2 separate regions of the Mus musculus genome follow, and region 1 is linked to region 2. A link is a loop called in an ENCODE intact Hi-C map of the cell type or tissue named here. Cell type or tissue: heart. All regions are shown on one strand.

The links. Hi-C counts contacts between places; a loop is a spot of excess contacts. Peaks named below come from ENCODE experiments on the same cell type or tissue, not always from the same donor. Only the 100,000 strongest peaks of a DNase experiment are listed, where the experiment ranks them.
Region 1: it touches region 2 in a loop (1.9-fold over the local background); 5 of 42 quality-filtered maps call a loop at or near these places.

The regions. Positions count from the first base shown.
Region 1 is chr9:123,768,792-123,776,791 of GRCm38, reverse strand. It overlaps Ccr9 (chemokine (C-C motif) receptor 9), which reads right to left. Exons shown (of 3, transcript NM_009913.6): 2 at 2,196-2,240. The coding sequence starts at 2,216. Gm17021 (a long non-coding RNA gene) reads left to right here and starts at 3,385. Exons shown (of 2, transcript XR_380030.3): 1 at 3,385-3,986; 2 at 6,814-8,000. In heart, a CTCF peak has its summit at 3,301 (motif pointing right); a DNase peak (open chromatin) is centred at 7,151.
Region 2 is chr9:123,662,467-123,670,466 of GRCm38, reverse strand. It overlaps Slc6a20a (solute carrier family 6 (neurotransmitter transporter), member 20A), which reads left to right. Exons shown (of 11, transcript NM_139142.2): 2 at 5,774-5,914; 3 at 7,427-7,518. Among named protein-coding and RNA genes, the nearest start is that of Slc6a20a, 12 kb to the left of the region's middle. In heart, a CTCF peak has its summit at 4,606; no DNase peak of the experiment used is centred here; H3K27me3 peaks cover 462 bases.

The DNA.
Region 1 (8,000 bases), 110 kb before region 2:
GATAGAATTAGACTATAGATCACCTAGACCCAGAACCAGAATGGTAGAAGACTTACAGGTGGGAAGATAACATTTTGGAGGGATGTCAGTTAAACTATGAAGATGAGCAAAGATAACTAGCAGTTCACATAGAGGTGAAATGAAACTGCTTTTGTGGAGTTTTGTTGTTCAGGGTTTGGGGGTAGTTTTCTTACTTTTCTGTTTGTTTGTTTGTTTGTTTAAGTATTTTCAAAATAACTTTAATAGACTCTTAAATTATCCCAAGGCTTGAAAGCAAATAGCAAACCCCTCCACACAAGCCAAGGGGGAGGACATTTCTCCAGGGCACACACATTCACAAATGTAGTTATCCCAGGACAGGTGCAGATTTTAATGGCAGTATGAGTAAGGGGTCAAGAGAAGGAAGGAGGGATGAGGAAAAGTGCATAAGAGAAGGGTCAGTTCAAGATGTGTTCTGGTCTCTGGTGAGAAGCGAGAGGAGCAAGCCAGTGGGCGTTCTGGAGGACCCATGCAATTGAGTAAGATAGGAAAGGTGAGTCCCTGTACAAACACAGAGAGCTGAATGCCTTCTGCAAGAGGCTGGAATACAAAGAGGAATGACAAACATCTCAGCATGCCTGAAGAGGAGGATAGGGAGCCAGGCTTTTTATTAGGCTAGGATTACAGGACCCATTGCCTGCTGGAGAGATGGCTTGGTGACTACAATATTCCTCACTTGTATTCTGATTTGCTTCAGTCCTTGAACCCTCCATCACCTCTCCCATTTTCAGCTTCCTGGTCAGTAACAGGGCTGGCAGCATATGCAGCACCTGGCTTCAGTGGTCCATCAGGACTTCTCTGACCATGGAGGGTCATCACTGTTGGGAGGCACGCCTTTTATTTAGGCTGCCTTTTCATGTTTAGCTATTTTCCGAAATGGCAAATGAGAAACCAAGAGAGAGACATCTCAGAAGAAGCTGCTCAGCATTGGTCTCTCAGCCTCAGAGGCCAAGAGCCAAATTCTACTGCAGAGAAAATCAAGGTTGCCTCCTCGCCTTACTAGGATCAGATTAACAGTATGTACAATCATATAAATATTCCCAGACAATGCTAAGGACATATTGGAGTGACATAAATAATTTTATTGACAACCTAATTTGGCCACCACATTCTGTAGGTCGTAGAAACCTACAAGGTCTGAAGGAAAATCTGTTTGCTGCACTGAGGTGGTTTAGTTTCCATTATCTACACGTAAAACATATTTTCCCTTTTACAGAAGCAAAATGAAAGCCTTCAAATATTATAAGGTGCTTAGATTTGATTCTAGAATCAATTCAGCCTATGCTTAATTGCAGTTTGTGTGTGTGTGTGTGTGTCTGTGTGTCTGTATGTGTGTATGTGTGTGTCTGTGTGTGTGTCTGTGTGTATCTGTGTGTGTGTATGTGTGTATGTGTGTGTCTGTGTGTGTATGTGTGTGTCTCTGTGTGTGTGTGTGTCTGTGTGTGTGTGTCTGTGTGTGTGTCTGTGTGTGTGTGTCTGTGTGTGTGTCTGTGTGTGTCTGTGTGTGTGTGTCTGTGTCTCTGTGTGTGTGTGTGTCTGTGTGTGTGTGTGTCTGTGTATTTGTGTGTCTGTGTGTGTATGTGTGTATGTATGTGTGTGTATGTGTGTGTGTGTGTGTGTCTGTGTGTGTGTGTGTGTGTGTGTGTCTGTGTGTGTGTGTTTTAAAGGAATCCAGACAATGATTTCTTTGACCTGCTTAACTTGGCTCCGTTCTTAGGCTCTCAGGAAAATACCACTGTCAGCTTTTGAAAGAGCTGAGTGCTTATGAGAGAAAGGCAAGTATTTCCCCACCACACGGCGTTTATTAAACAAAACAAGTGGGTTCTCTCTTTCCTTTGTGAGAGCATCAGAAAACATATGGGACAAAGCCTATCATAGTCAAAGAGCACAAAACTCCTCTGCTATTAATAAAATTTAAATTTTAAGTTTTCTGTATTTACAGCATGCCCCTCCCAATGCTTACTTTGTTTACAAAGAGAGTAGATATAGCCAGAAACATCCCGTACAGTGATGGGCACCCCTGACAGAGCTCTTAGCCTGGAGCACCACAAGGAAACTCCATCCCCACAGCAGACTCCTTCCCATAGCCCCATGCAGGGAGGCCCAGGGAGAGAGAGTAAGTGTTCTGAGGCACCTGAGGTCATGACTATACTCACTGTGAGTTCTGTGGGCATCATGGTGGATCGGACGCCAATCAGCTTCTAGAAAGAAAGGGTAAAAATCAGAAAGAAGAAAAATTTACAGATGCACTTTGGGAACCAAAAACCAAAGGTGGAGATTCAACATTAAACTTGTTTGTGATAAAAAATCACAAGAAAGTATTAAAATGCATGTTCCTTTTCGGACTGTAGCAGCATATCAGAATATTATTGAAAATATAGAATGAAAGCAACAGTTCCTGAGTGACTGCTTACTTCTTTACAGTAATAGACAGGGTTTAATGCTTAATTTCTTTTAACGTAGGTATTTCACACAACTTGCATCTGTGAATGATGAACCTCTTAGGTAGTCTCCAGCCCATCCTTCTGCCATAGTTCATTTCTTCTTGGTTCAACTTCTCTAAGGTCTGAGAATGACTCCTTCTCTCTCCACCCCCACTTTATTATATCGCCTAAGCATAAGCTAGCAATACCAGGTCAGAGCTCCCTTAAGAAGAGTGTGTAGGCACCCAGCCTGGGAGGGAAACCCAGAGTTGGACTCCTTTGAAGAGGGCTCTGTGCCTGGCCAGTGCCTCCACCCCAGCCCTCAGTCAGCACTACACATCTCGGTACTAGAAGACCTGCTCCACGAATCCAGTGTGTTCTGCTGCCTCCTTTCCTGCGGCTTTGCTTTTCACACGGCCTGACTTCATAACACAGAATGAGATACAACAATTCTAGAAAACAGTTTGTCAGATTGGGAACGTGTGTGTGTGTGTGTGTGTGTGTGTGTGTGTGTGTGTGTGTGTGTGTGTGAAGGCCAAAAGTCAACAGAAAGTCTCCTCTTCTCTTCTCTTCTCTTCTCTTCTCTTCTCTTCTCTTCTCTTCTCTTCTCTTCTCTTCTCTCCTCTCCTCTCCTCTCCTCTCCTCTCCTCTCCTCTCCTCTCCTCTCCTCTCCTCTCCTCTCCTCTCCTCTCCTCTCCTCTCCTCTCCTCTCCTCTCCTCTCTCTCTCTCTCTCTCTCTCTCTCTCTCTCTCATGCATATTTGTGTTTGCCTATTGATAGGACTGCACCAGATACGTGCATAATGCCAGAAAAGGCCAGGAGAGGGCATCAGATCCCCTGGCTTTGGAATTGAACCCAGATCCTCTGGAAGAGCATCCACCAATACTTTTAACTGCTGGGTCATCTCTCTAGCACCCACCTTGTTTCTTTGCTTTTGCTTTTTTCGTGTTTGTTTGTTTGGTTGGTTTGTTTTGTTATGGCAGAACCTCTCACTCAGAGATCAGCCAGTCTATACCCCTTCAGAGCTGGGCTTATAGACATCACTACTGTACTTGGCTTCTATGGTGCTGTGGATACAAATGAGTCTTCACGCTTCCACAGCAGGTAGTTTAACAACTGAGACGTCTCCCAACCCAAATATATGCTTACCATACAACCAATTATCCTATTCCTAAGAAATTACCTAAGGAAAAAATGCATCCATATGTCCCACAGCAACTTGCACATGACTCTTCACACCAGCTTTTTTGGTGACAGCCAAACTATAGATTTAGTAATAGATGGAAAAGTTGCTGGAACATTTACATAACAGGAGAAATGAATGGCCACCTCACACAGGAGCTCAGATTGGTCTCAAAGGAATTTTATGCTGAGTAAGGGAGACAAATCTAAAAGTATATACTGTTTGCTTTCACTTACATAAAATTCAAGATAATGCAGACCAGCCTCCAGTGGCAAAGGCAGACCAGAGATTTCCTGGAAAGAGACTGAGGAGGAGAACATGAGGGCCGTCAGGATGCAAAGGTGAGGGGGAAAGTCTGAGTGGGAGGAGGGAGACCCATGGCTGTGATGGTTTCACAGGGATAGATAGGTGTACAAGAACACATTTTTCCTTTTGCTATTTGTCTTTATTGTTACTAGGACTTAAAGAAGTCCAACGTAACAAGGAAAATAAGATTCTCTCTCTCTCTCTCTCTCTCTCTCTCTCTCTCTCTCTCTCTCTCTCTCTCTCTCTCTCTCTCCCTCCCTCCCTCCCTCCCTCCCTCCCTCCCTCCCTCCCTCTCCCCCTCTCTCTCTCCCCCTCCCTCTCTCCCTCTCTTTTGCACAGCAATCAATCATCTTCGTTATTAGCAAGCCCACAACAAACTGCCTGAACTTCCTTTCCTGCCCTTTGTACAGCAGATCTCCAAAGCACCGAACTGCCTGCCTTGTGCTGTGCTTTGGAAGTGAGGGAGCCACACAAATTCACAGTTTTAAAGTGGAATAGAGGACTGGTGTGGTGATGTAGCACTGTAATCCCAGCACTTGGAGAAAGGACCCGATTGTGAGCTCCAGGGAAGGCTGGCCTACATAGCAAAACCCTGTCTAAAAGAAAATTCGATTACATAGATAAATGGATAGATATACTGAAGGTAAACAGATAAACACCACGGCTCTGTGTCTTCTGTATGTTTGTAACTAGATCTGAAAAAGTTACCAAAAAATTAGAGAAAAAAATGTCTTGGATATTGACCCCAAGCAGAAGAAAGCCTGGAGGGGGCCTGAATCTGAGTCAGTGTGGGGCTCAGCTTGGGTCACAACCTCATTGATTTTACTCTATCTGGTGGTAGCTGAGAAAAGTCTTTTTTTTGGGGGGGGGGAGTTGCTTTTTTTTTTAATTAGAAGGAAATCTTTATATTTTCTTTAAACATAATGTTTTTGGTTTTTACTTTTCTTTTAAAAATATGTTTCTATGGAACTAGAGAAATAGCTTAGTGGTTAAGACTATATAACACTCTTAAAGAGGATCTGAGTTTGGTTCCTAGCACTCACATCGGGGAGCACACAACCATTAGTTACTCCAACTCTGGGAGGAGCCAATACCTCTGATTTCTGTAGGAATCTGCACACATGTACATACTCCCACACAGACGACACAGGTACAAACACACCAAAATATAAATCTTTTAAATGTTTAAATATTTGGCAAATATACAAAAGTTGAGAGAGAGAAAAAAGCAAAATGCCCAGACATTTACATCTCCAAAAACTGATATCAATGTATTTTCCTTCCCGGCTTTGTTTCTGTGAGTATCTGCACAACTATTTATCCCTTTTCTTTTCATCAAATTATGGCATTTTGTCTTATTATTTATTCTTCCCTACCTAAATAATCTGGCTGCATGGCTTCTAACAGGAACTGGCTCATACCATTTAAGCATTCCTTCTGGATATCTGGTATCTTATCTCCAATTTCTGTCTATAATTACTTTGAAATACTTCTGAATGGATAGAAATGAGGCATGCATCTTTTCAGAAAAAAATATTATACTCTTCTCCTTTCTTCTTAAGTTTGAGAGTAACCTCTTCTGGGGTCCTTTGCTCTTTTGGAGGGGATAGATTTCTGTTCAGCCACATTTCAGATATCACTAAGTCAATCTTAAGATAGGAATGCACTCACAAAAAGAAAAGCTGTTGCAGGATATTTGATCACATTGTGAACCCCTGAGACTGAACTGTAAGAATCTGTTTCTAACTATGGCTGAGCCTTTACTCCTAGAGCTTTCTGTTTACTGTAAACAAGTACTTGAGGTGAGTAAACCATAGGTCAAGAGGTGGAGCAAGCAACCAGCTGATAGGGAGTGAACATAAGTAAACAGAAAGGAGGGTCTTTGAGTTGAAGGGTGTTTAAGACAGCTTGGCGAAAGAGAAAGATTTTTCCTTCTGGAAAGTCAGTAGAGTAGGAAGGTCAGCTGGGTGCTTTCTCTGTCTCTGAGCTACAGCTTTCATCACAGCATCTAGCTCCTGAGTCTCCATTTGGTAAAATTGAACGGCTGGGAATTTTGTTTTTTAAAACAACAAAAAGCAACCTTTTGGAGATAAAAATTGCTTTTCCACTAAATGAAAAATACCCCCTAACTAAGCAACCAGCTTTGAGAAGCATGAGTCATAAATCATTCCATAAATTTCTAGTATCAGTGTCGTATGTCACTTGTTTTTTCCTTGAATGAAGAGTTTGAACAGTGAGCACATGACTCCTAATACATTTTTCAAAAGAAAGAAGTCAGAAAAGGAAGGTGGTTTTGATTACAGCAGGTTTTAGGGTGAAGACAGCAACAGACAGTAATGGTGTGGGTATAAGAATGAAGAAACCTTCATGGTACAGAGTGTGTAGCTGTTGGTACTTATTAGCCTTTCAGGGGTGGATGAAACAGTATCAAAATGTGTAGGGCAGGACACTGCTGTTCAGCAGATGTTCTGTTCTGTCAATGCTGCAGCATTTTCTTGCAGAACAAAAGTCTGGAAACAACTTAAATACATAGCAGCTGGTCACATTATGATATACATACTCCAAAACACACATAGCCAATTAAAAAGAAGAAATGCTCCAGGCCCATTAAAAACAAGGTCACTAAAATTATTAGATTAAAATGTAAATTGTACAAGACTATGCTTTTTGATCTTTAAAATACATATACAAGAACTTGTGCCATTCTTGGAACAGAAGCCATTCTGAAAAAGCCTAACCCATGATCAATAGTGAAAAATTAGACTTGATCCTTCTTATAAATTTTGTAGTGCATTAGAATGTTTATCAAGTGTGTGAAATTGTAAGAGCGATCATAAAAATAACTTGTCAGTTTTTTTAAAGGAGGAGAGAGAGAGAGAGAAAGAAGGAAGGAAAAGACGTAACAGCCAAGTGTCCTCTGCTCAACACATCTGCTTCTAAAGCCTGCTCCAGCTGTGGTGGAAATCCAGCACTAGCTTCTTAAAAGATTCTTCTTTCTTCCGTTATGAGTTTACTTCTGGCACACAGGAAATTTGAAGAGAACAAAAGGAGAAAACAAACAGGCACTCCTCCCTGAAGTAGTACGTGAACTACAGGCAGCCTTGGACTTTACATTGGTTCCTCTTTAATCTTTGTCCAGACACTGGTCAAATGTATTCTACACAGCTAGTCACAGACCCAGCTTTCATTTCCTTCTCGCCTTGAGGAGGGATGGGGGCCGGAGGGGAAGAAGAACTAGGAAAGCCCACATATGACAAAACACACAGAGAGGGAAGGAACCATGAAACTCCCAGGACTGAGCAGACGTCGACTCCACACTGACCTGCTCTTCACTCTCCTTACGACCTCCTGACAGCAGAGTCTATCTAGATGACAGGCCAGACTGCTGGGAGAGCACTGGACCAGATACCATAGCTCCTCTGCCTTTGATTAATCCTTTCTGTCAGTGAGGCTTGGCAACAAGAGTCCTCTCGGAGCCTGGATTTCTCAGTTAGGAAATGGGGCAATGACAGTCCCTCCTGGTCCCAGGACTGCATGGACAATGGAGAAGCAGGCTATGCAAATGCTCTGTTCAGAATATGGCTTTGTGAGAGCTGAGATCACCTTCATCTCACAGCGGTGGCTAGGTGTGCTGCATACTAGCTAGGTGTAAGCACTATGTGTGAGAATTCACACCCCCAAGGAGCTCACATGCAAGCTCAGTGGGGAGGTTAAGGCTGGAAATGACACAAAAGCAATGTCCTGAGAGGTTATGGGAAAGGAAAAGTGAATCCTCCTTTCAACACCAGGGTATGAATAGAAGGGCTTCACTGAGAAAGTAACTCTTGCTGACCCTGGAGGTTTGAAGGGTGTAGAATCATGGGATGAGGTGAGGAAACATTGCTCTGTGGTAGGAAAAATTCATCAGCTAAGACATGAAACCTGAAAGCATAATGTTCAGGAGACAGAGGAAAGCTGCTCGTTCTACAGAAGTGAAAACTGCCTATGAGGTAGGTCAGTCTAAAACTATCCTTACTCTGCCATTACTTTCCTATTCTGTTTCCCTTAAG
Region 2 (8,000 bases):
AAACTCAGATCTTCACATTTATAGGACAAGTGCTTCGCTGACTGAATGATCTCCTCAGCCCCTCATTCTCCTTTTTATTCAGTCCGGAACACTAGCCCATATGTAATGTAGATATTCGCTTCTCAATTTTTTGTATCTTTTCCGGAAGCATCCTCGTTGACACCTGCAGAGGTGTGTTCCTACAATGATTCTAAATCTAGTCAAGTTAACAATGACGATGAACCTGCTTAGCCAGCGTAGTGCAGTCTGCTCAGCATCTGGGGAGGCACAATGCTGTATCATAACATGACAACCCTACATGTTTAAACAGAGCAACTCTGCCTAGAAAAACCTGCTTTTATTTCAAAGCCACTCCCTCTATAGTCCATTAATTCATTACTGCAGAGCCCAATGATCCAATCATCTCTCATAGTCCCACGCCCACATATCATTATCATACGAATTAAAGACTTGAGTTTCCAAAGAGTGGCACTTGAGGGACACATTCAAACCACAAAAGAGCTTCTTGCTCTTTTCCTTACCTCATTACTTAGCACATTTTAAAAATATAATCTGGGACTTCATATATGTAATGATGATTTTACTGTTAATATCATGTTTCTGGGGCTGGAGAGGAGGCTCAGTGGTTAAGAACACTGACTGCTCTTCCAGAGGTCCTGAGTTCAATTCCCAGCAACTCCATGATGGCTCACAACCATCTGTAATGGGATCCGATGCCCTCTTCTGGTGGGCATGAAGATAACTACAGTGCACTCATATAAATAAATAAATTTCAACAATATGAACTAACCAGTACCCCCACCCCCACTCCAGAACTGTGTCTCTAGTTGCACATGTAGCAGAGGATGGCCTGGTTGGCCATCAATGGGAGGAAAGGCCCTGGGTCATGCGAAGATCATATGCCCCAGTACAGGGGAAGGCCAGGGCCAGGAGGCAGGAGTGTGTGGGTTGGGGAGCAGGGCAGGGAGAGGGTATAGGGGACTTTTGGGATAGCATTTGATATGTATATGAAGAAAATATCTAATAAAAAAATCGTGTCTCCCTATTCATGAGTTCCTTTTCTTTTATATTATTTTTCCAATTAAATCAACCTTATTATCATTATTATTATTATTATTATTATTATTATTATTTCATCATTTATTTACTTTTGGTTTTTCGAGATTTTTGTTTCTCTGTGTAGCCCTAGCTGTCCTGGGACTCACTCTGTAGACCAGGCTGGCCTTGAATTCACAGAGATCCTCCTGCCTCTGCTGGGATAATTTGCATTTGCCACTCCTGCCTGGCTAACTGTATTGTTTTTAAACTTCATTGTTTTGCTTATTTATTTATTACTGATTACTGATTTTAGAACACAATCCACAATTGAGTTCTTTCTTGGATTCCATGCTGCATCAACAAGTGATTTTTTTTTTTTTCAGGAATAGAAAATATGAAGTCTGAGATTATCTTTCCTTTTAGAACCATAAATGCGTTGTAATCTCTTTTGCTCAAAATTTTTTTTTCTGTTGTTTTCAGATGTTTAACTCTGTGAAGGAGAACTCTGCAGCTAATTTTATTAATTCTTAGGTATCCTAGGCACTTAAAATATCAGAAATGTATGTTATATTCTGTAATCTCAATCACACTACATGTCCCAGCTGTTATGTCTATAGGGTTCTCTTTCCCTCCGTTCTAGAGAGAGTAAGGGCTCAAGCTTGTTGGCCAGGCCTTGTCTGTTCTTATGATATCCACCTCTTGATTCTTTTTCTGAGAGTTTCTTAATCATTTCCACTGTGCTTTTCTTTTTGTTCCCTCTGGGCTTTAAATTCAACCACCATACTTTTATATCTCTATTTTATCTCATTTGGTTTTTTGAGACAGAGTTTTTCTGTGTAGCCCTGGCTATCCTGGAGCTCACTCTGTAGACCAAGCTGGCCTTGAACTCACAGAGATCCATCAGCCTCTACTTCCTGAGTGCTGGAGTTGAAGGCTGGCTCCTTTTTTAATCTTTATGAAACCTGCTTTCTTCTACACTGTTCTTCATCATTGCATGATGATACCCAATAAACATAAATCCTGTCTGTTTTCTTCTCTTCCTCACAGCAAGTCCATTTCAGAGGGCGACGTTTGTTCTAACATGCTGGTCTTTTGTGTTGATCTACATACAGTGTCTTATCATAAGTTCAAAGAGTCCCTCAGACTGCCTATCCTTATGGATAGACTTTCTGTAACTGATCCAGGGGGGCACACAAGTAAAGTCAAAGGAGGTTAAAATAGTTCTGTGTGAATTTTTAGGCTGTTTACTTTGTTTGTTTAGAGATCAGAGAGTACCTTTTGAGACTCGGTTCTCTCTTTCCACCATGTGTGTCCAAGGACTCAAACTCAGACCATCATGCTTGGTTGCACGTTCAGACCATCATGCTTGGTTGCACGTTCAGACCATCAGGCTTGGTTGCAGGCTTGGTTGCAAGCACGTTCACCTACTAAGCCATCTTGCTGGCCACTATGTGAATTTTTTAGGTGCTCTGTTACTAGCAATATGAGTAACTTGCAAGACATTTCCACCATTATCCTCCAGTAATATCTTTATTATGCACCCCTCTAAATAGAGCCATTAGTGTAGGGCCATTATCACCAACAATCTGTTGAGGACTACTCCTTGATAGACCCTTTGTTAAGAGCTAAGGACAGTGGTGATCTAGAGCCTGGCTCAGGGCTCCGAGCTAGGGAGCAGTGACCACAGAGGGAAAGAAGTCCTCAGAGACCAAGGAGGAAGCACAAATTGCATTTCAAGTGTAAGGACCAAGAAAAGAGGGTTTGACCAGGTAAGAGATTGAGGGATAAAGTACAATACTCTCCGACAAAACCAGGGGACACTTGTAAGCTGGGAGCCAAAAGACCAGTGTGGAGATGTAGTGCTGCATAATACAACCCTGGTAGAGGTATATTGACAGGTCTCAGGGAGGCAAGGAATAAGAATCACATCCCTTCCTCCCAGCTGCCCTGTTACTAAGCGTTCCACTCACCCAAGCTAACACAGAAGTACAGGTGGCAGGGATGTTGACCAAAACTGCTCATATGTGCTCCAGTTGTCTGTTGTACATGACAAATCACTTGAAAATGATAGAATATAGGACAGGCAGAGGATTTATAAAATATAACTAATGCACTAGTCACAGTTTTAGGTAAGAATCCTTGGCTCGTGTAAAATGACTACACAAAAGAACAAGAATGTACTAGCTAACTGGTCTCAAAGTCCTCCAAGTCACGTTCAATGCCTATAATGCAGTGTTTGGGAGGCTGAGGCAGGACCATGCCAGCCTAAGCTATGAAATGAAACCATGCTCTAAAACAAAAGCAAACAAAAAGCATGTCCTCCAAAGTACTTTATTGTTTCAAATAGAAGGGTTCAGTTCAGCAGAGAAACCTAGCAGCCACCACATAAGCCGTGTGTAAAGTCAGCATTGCCAAGAAGGAAGAAATGGACGGCTTGTACCTCTGAAGGAGAGCACCAGGTCAGGTCAGTGTTTCTGCCAGAACTTCATAAGAGACACATTCCACAAAACAGCTCTCTGGTAAACTTCTGAAGAATCAAATTCATCAAAAACAAACAAACAAACAAACTAGGAGACCTTAAGACCAGATCTGAAGATCTATCTGACTGCATGCTGGGTCCTACTCTTGGGAACTGGTGGCATTTTAGGAAGTCTGTATAGTAAATGTCCTGGTTTTGTTAATTGCATTGGGAGTCAGAGAACTTTGCTTTTATGGAACCCAAGTGGAAGTACTGAGAAACAAAGCGGACATGGTAGTGACTTATGACAACAATAGTCACTTCATACAGTGTGGGACTGAAATAGTTGCTCTACTTTGTCTGGCCCTGATCATGTGGCTACAAGCCCTACACATTTAGCACTTGAGGTAGAGACCCACAGTTCTCCAGCATGTAGTCTCTGATCCTGCAAGGACTCCCATACATGTTGCCCACTGGCCATGAGAATGAAAAACTGCAAGGCCTTGGAACACAAGTGGCTTAAACACACACACACACACACACACACACACACACACACACACACTCCATTGTACAAAGCACTTTCCAAGGCCAGCCTAGAATCAGACGGTTGGGAGAAAAAACTCCCCTCTTTGTAGGAGCATTGAAGAATAGTGACCATATTTAATTTACCAAGTATGCTTCTTGCAGGTTCTTTCCCTCTGATGCCAAAGTCTCCTTGTATATCAGAATTTCTAAATCATAGAGGCATGGGAGTAGTTCATTTAGAAGAGGGTTAGTCAGGAGACTTATTTCAAACCAATTGCAATATATTTTATATTAATATGCAGCACATTTCTCTTATCTCGTTATATAAATGTGCACTTGCCTGGTGAGTTCTAGTTTTTAATATCTCCTGATGAGGCCATTTGCCATTTGCAGATACTATTCTGTTCGTGTGTTAGAAATCTGATCCCCACTCAGTAGTATTCAGAAGTAGGATATTTCAAAGTGATTAGGTTATTAGGATATTCCAAGGTGATTAGGTTACTAGGGTTCTGGTCTGCAGCATAGATTGTAATCACAAAAGTGAAGTTTGTTGTAAGAATTGAGTTCACATCTCACTATCGCCCCCTGCCGTGCTTGCCTTCACTAAGAAAGTATCCGCTCAAAGCCAGCCTTGTGCCTTGCTATGTATGGTGCTTCTTGTAGAAGCACCATAAGAGCCAGTGCCTTTCCATTCTTTATGAAAGACCCAATCTCATGTCTTCTGAGATGCAACTGAGTACACTACGGTGTGTTGTTTGGCAGAATGTCTGTCAGTTTGGGGCTCCTCTATCACACTGTCTCAGGTGTGTGTTTTATACATACTTTCTCCAAGTCTGAAGTTGGTCTTTTGTTCTTTTAAGTGTTGTTCAAGGGGGGGGAAATGTAATGTAGTTCAATTTACCAGCATTGCCTTCCAAACATGGTGTGGCTGCTTTTGCATTTAAAACATCTTTGCCTAACCTGAAGTTTTAAATATTTCTCCTAGTCTTTAAATTTTAAGCTCTAGATAGTAAATACAGGTCTATGATACATTTTTATATTTTTATATAAAATTTGTAATGTGGATTTCACTTAATTTACCTGAATTTTCAATTGGTTTAATGTCTTTGTCAAGAGAATTACAGAGCTCATTTGCCTGAAATGTGTTATTGGGGGTTGGGAGAGTGATAGAAATGACTGCTGGGCAGTATGAAAAAAGTCCCCATTCCCACTTGACACCAAGCCTTGGATTTCCACCTGACACAAAACAGTAGTCAAATGAGTCCTAGGATGCACTAGGCCTGCTGTGGTCACTGTTTGACATCCTGGGGAAAAAGTGAGATTAGTTTATAACCTCTGAGACTTGTACTATTACTCCATACAGCTTGTGGGAACATAGCCTTTACTAAAATGGGTAGATAGATTTATGTGTAGACAGATCAAGGGAGAGAAGGAAGAAAAGAAGAAGATGGATGGATGGATGGATGGATGGTTGGTTGGTTGGTTGGTTGGTTGGTTGGATAAATGCATCAATGGTCAGACAGATGGTGGACTGATATATGGTGAGAGGAATCATAGAGGAATGGGTGTGAGGAAGAAGGAAAATACTTGGGCAGAGGAATGGAGGTTCAGTGGAAATCTCTGAGGGGAGATGGATGGGGTAGAGGGAGGTCTGCATGGGGAAAGTCAGGTGATAGAAGCACAGTTGCACAGAGGTGGGGCCGGGTAAAGCCCATCTGTCCACACTGACCTGGATGCTCCTGTCCACAGGGAGTTTCCTGGTCCCCTACATCATCATGCTCATTGTGGAGGGGATGCCACTCCTGTACCTGGAGCTGGCCGTGGGACAGCGCATGCGGCAGGGCAGCATTGGTGCCTGGAGGACCATCAGCCCCTACCTCAGTGGTGTCGGTATGTGGGTTATTTTTTCAGGTCCTGACAGATTCATGTTCCTGGGCATCACAGGTGTGCAGGTTGCTGTGCATGAGCAGGACCTGTGACTGGCTGGACTGACAGCTTGGCAGGGGCGGCGGGGGACGGGGGGGGGGCTGCCATGGAACTTAGACAGAGAGGGACCTGGATTCTGACTCCCAAATACAGCCCCTTGGGAAACTCCCATCTCAGGGCATCTCCTCTCTGACCTTGAGATTCTGTGAATGGTTGGACATAAATTCCTGACACAGAAACATTTATTCAATCCCAGCCATCTACCATCTGGGAATGTAAACAACTGTTCTTTGCTTAATGTGTGGTACTGACACGGCAGTGTGTGAGCTCATTTCATCTTCACCACACCATGTAGGAGCTGTGAGGCACCATAAATGGTGCCTGTGGCCAGAAGCCAAGGAACCTATGCATACGGGGTGTGCACCCTTCCAGAATGACCTTCAGTCACTGTCCCCCAGCACCTCCAGGATGTGGCTCTCCTACTTTGTAAAAGTCCAGGACCCAGGGCCATCAGTGGCCTTAGATGTTCTGTGAACCTTTGTGCCCCAGAAAGGGGAGCAGGCAGGAAAGCTAATAGTTCAGGAATGCAGAGGGATCAATTTGATGTGACCTAGTGCAGCTTTAGAAGAAATATGTCAGGGGCATTAGGAGTCACTTTCAAAGTGCCTCCTCTCTGTGAAAAGCTATGAAGGCCACCACAGAGTATGCTGAGGTAGCACAGTATGCTGCACATTTGAAAAACAATGAAGGCTGCCTGGCCTCTTGGATACTAGGCCCCCACTTCCTGGCCAGAACTCCCAATGGGGTAGAGAGAGCTGCTATGTAATGACTTTGGTCCTAGTATAGACCAGCAAACCCAAGGTCAACAGCTCCGTCCAGGTTATATGTGGGATGGCAAAGACTGGGGATGATACTCCTGAGGGCCAGTGTGAGCCCACTATACAGTAACCTGATAGCAAACTCTCCCTTTGTTCACAACGCCTCTGTGGATCCCTCATAGGTCAGATCAGGTTGGAGGGCAGTGGTTGTCCCATCCACATCTCACACTCTTGCTACATGGATGGGTTGGGTGCAGTGACTCAACCTCCAAAAGGAACAAGTATCGCATTAGGCATATGGTTGGCACTTCTCCATAGCTCTATTAGGTAGCTTTTGAAAAGCTCTGAGCTTCAGTTTACTCTTTGAAACCAGGACAATATTGTTGTGAGTACTAAAGGCATAGAAAGTACTGAGCCCAGGACCTGACACTTACATATATATATATATATATATAAAACTGTCATTAGTTTCTCATTTCAGATGATCAAAGATTAGGGGGAATAACCTCAGAAGAGGTCATAGATGTAATGTCAGGTCTAATGAAACCTTAAGAAAAAGTGATCCTCTCTGGGGATGTCACCAGAGTTCTGTCATTCAGGTGCCACTGGCTAAGTCACAGACATCTGATCTTCAGCTTGGCCCTTTGCTTGCTCACAGGTGTTGCCAGTGTTGTGGTCTCCTTCTTCCTCTCCATGTACTACAATGTCATCAATGCCTGGGGCTTCTGGTACCTCTTCCACTCCTTCCAGGTAAGCTCTATCCAGAGCAGAATAAAAAAGGGCAGAATATTCAGGGCCAGGTGGGGAGTTGGTTGAGGATAAGAACACCAGCCCATAGGAGCCCTCTCAGTGAGGGGGACCGGGGGAACCAAGCTGGAACCAAGTAGGGACATCAGAACCTGTATGTGCACAGTTCTCCAGAGCAGCTCCACAGCTTTCACTGGAATATCTACAGGAAGTGTCCTGAAAACATTACAAACCACCTCATGACAGACTCGGGAGAGAATCTGTGGCAAGGACTTATGGGGATGGCGTCACCATTCCAGTAAGTCTGAAATGGTTACATCCTCCTGTCCTGCCCCACCTCCTCCCTCTTTCCTGTCACTAGCTCATCCCCCTGTCCTGTCCCCACCTCATCCTTCTGTCCTGTCACCAACTCATCCCCCTGTCCTATCTTTATCTCATCCCTCTCTTTCTTTCTCTCTTTTTCTCTCTCTCTTCCTCTCTCTCTC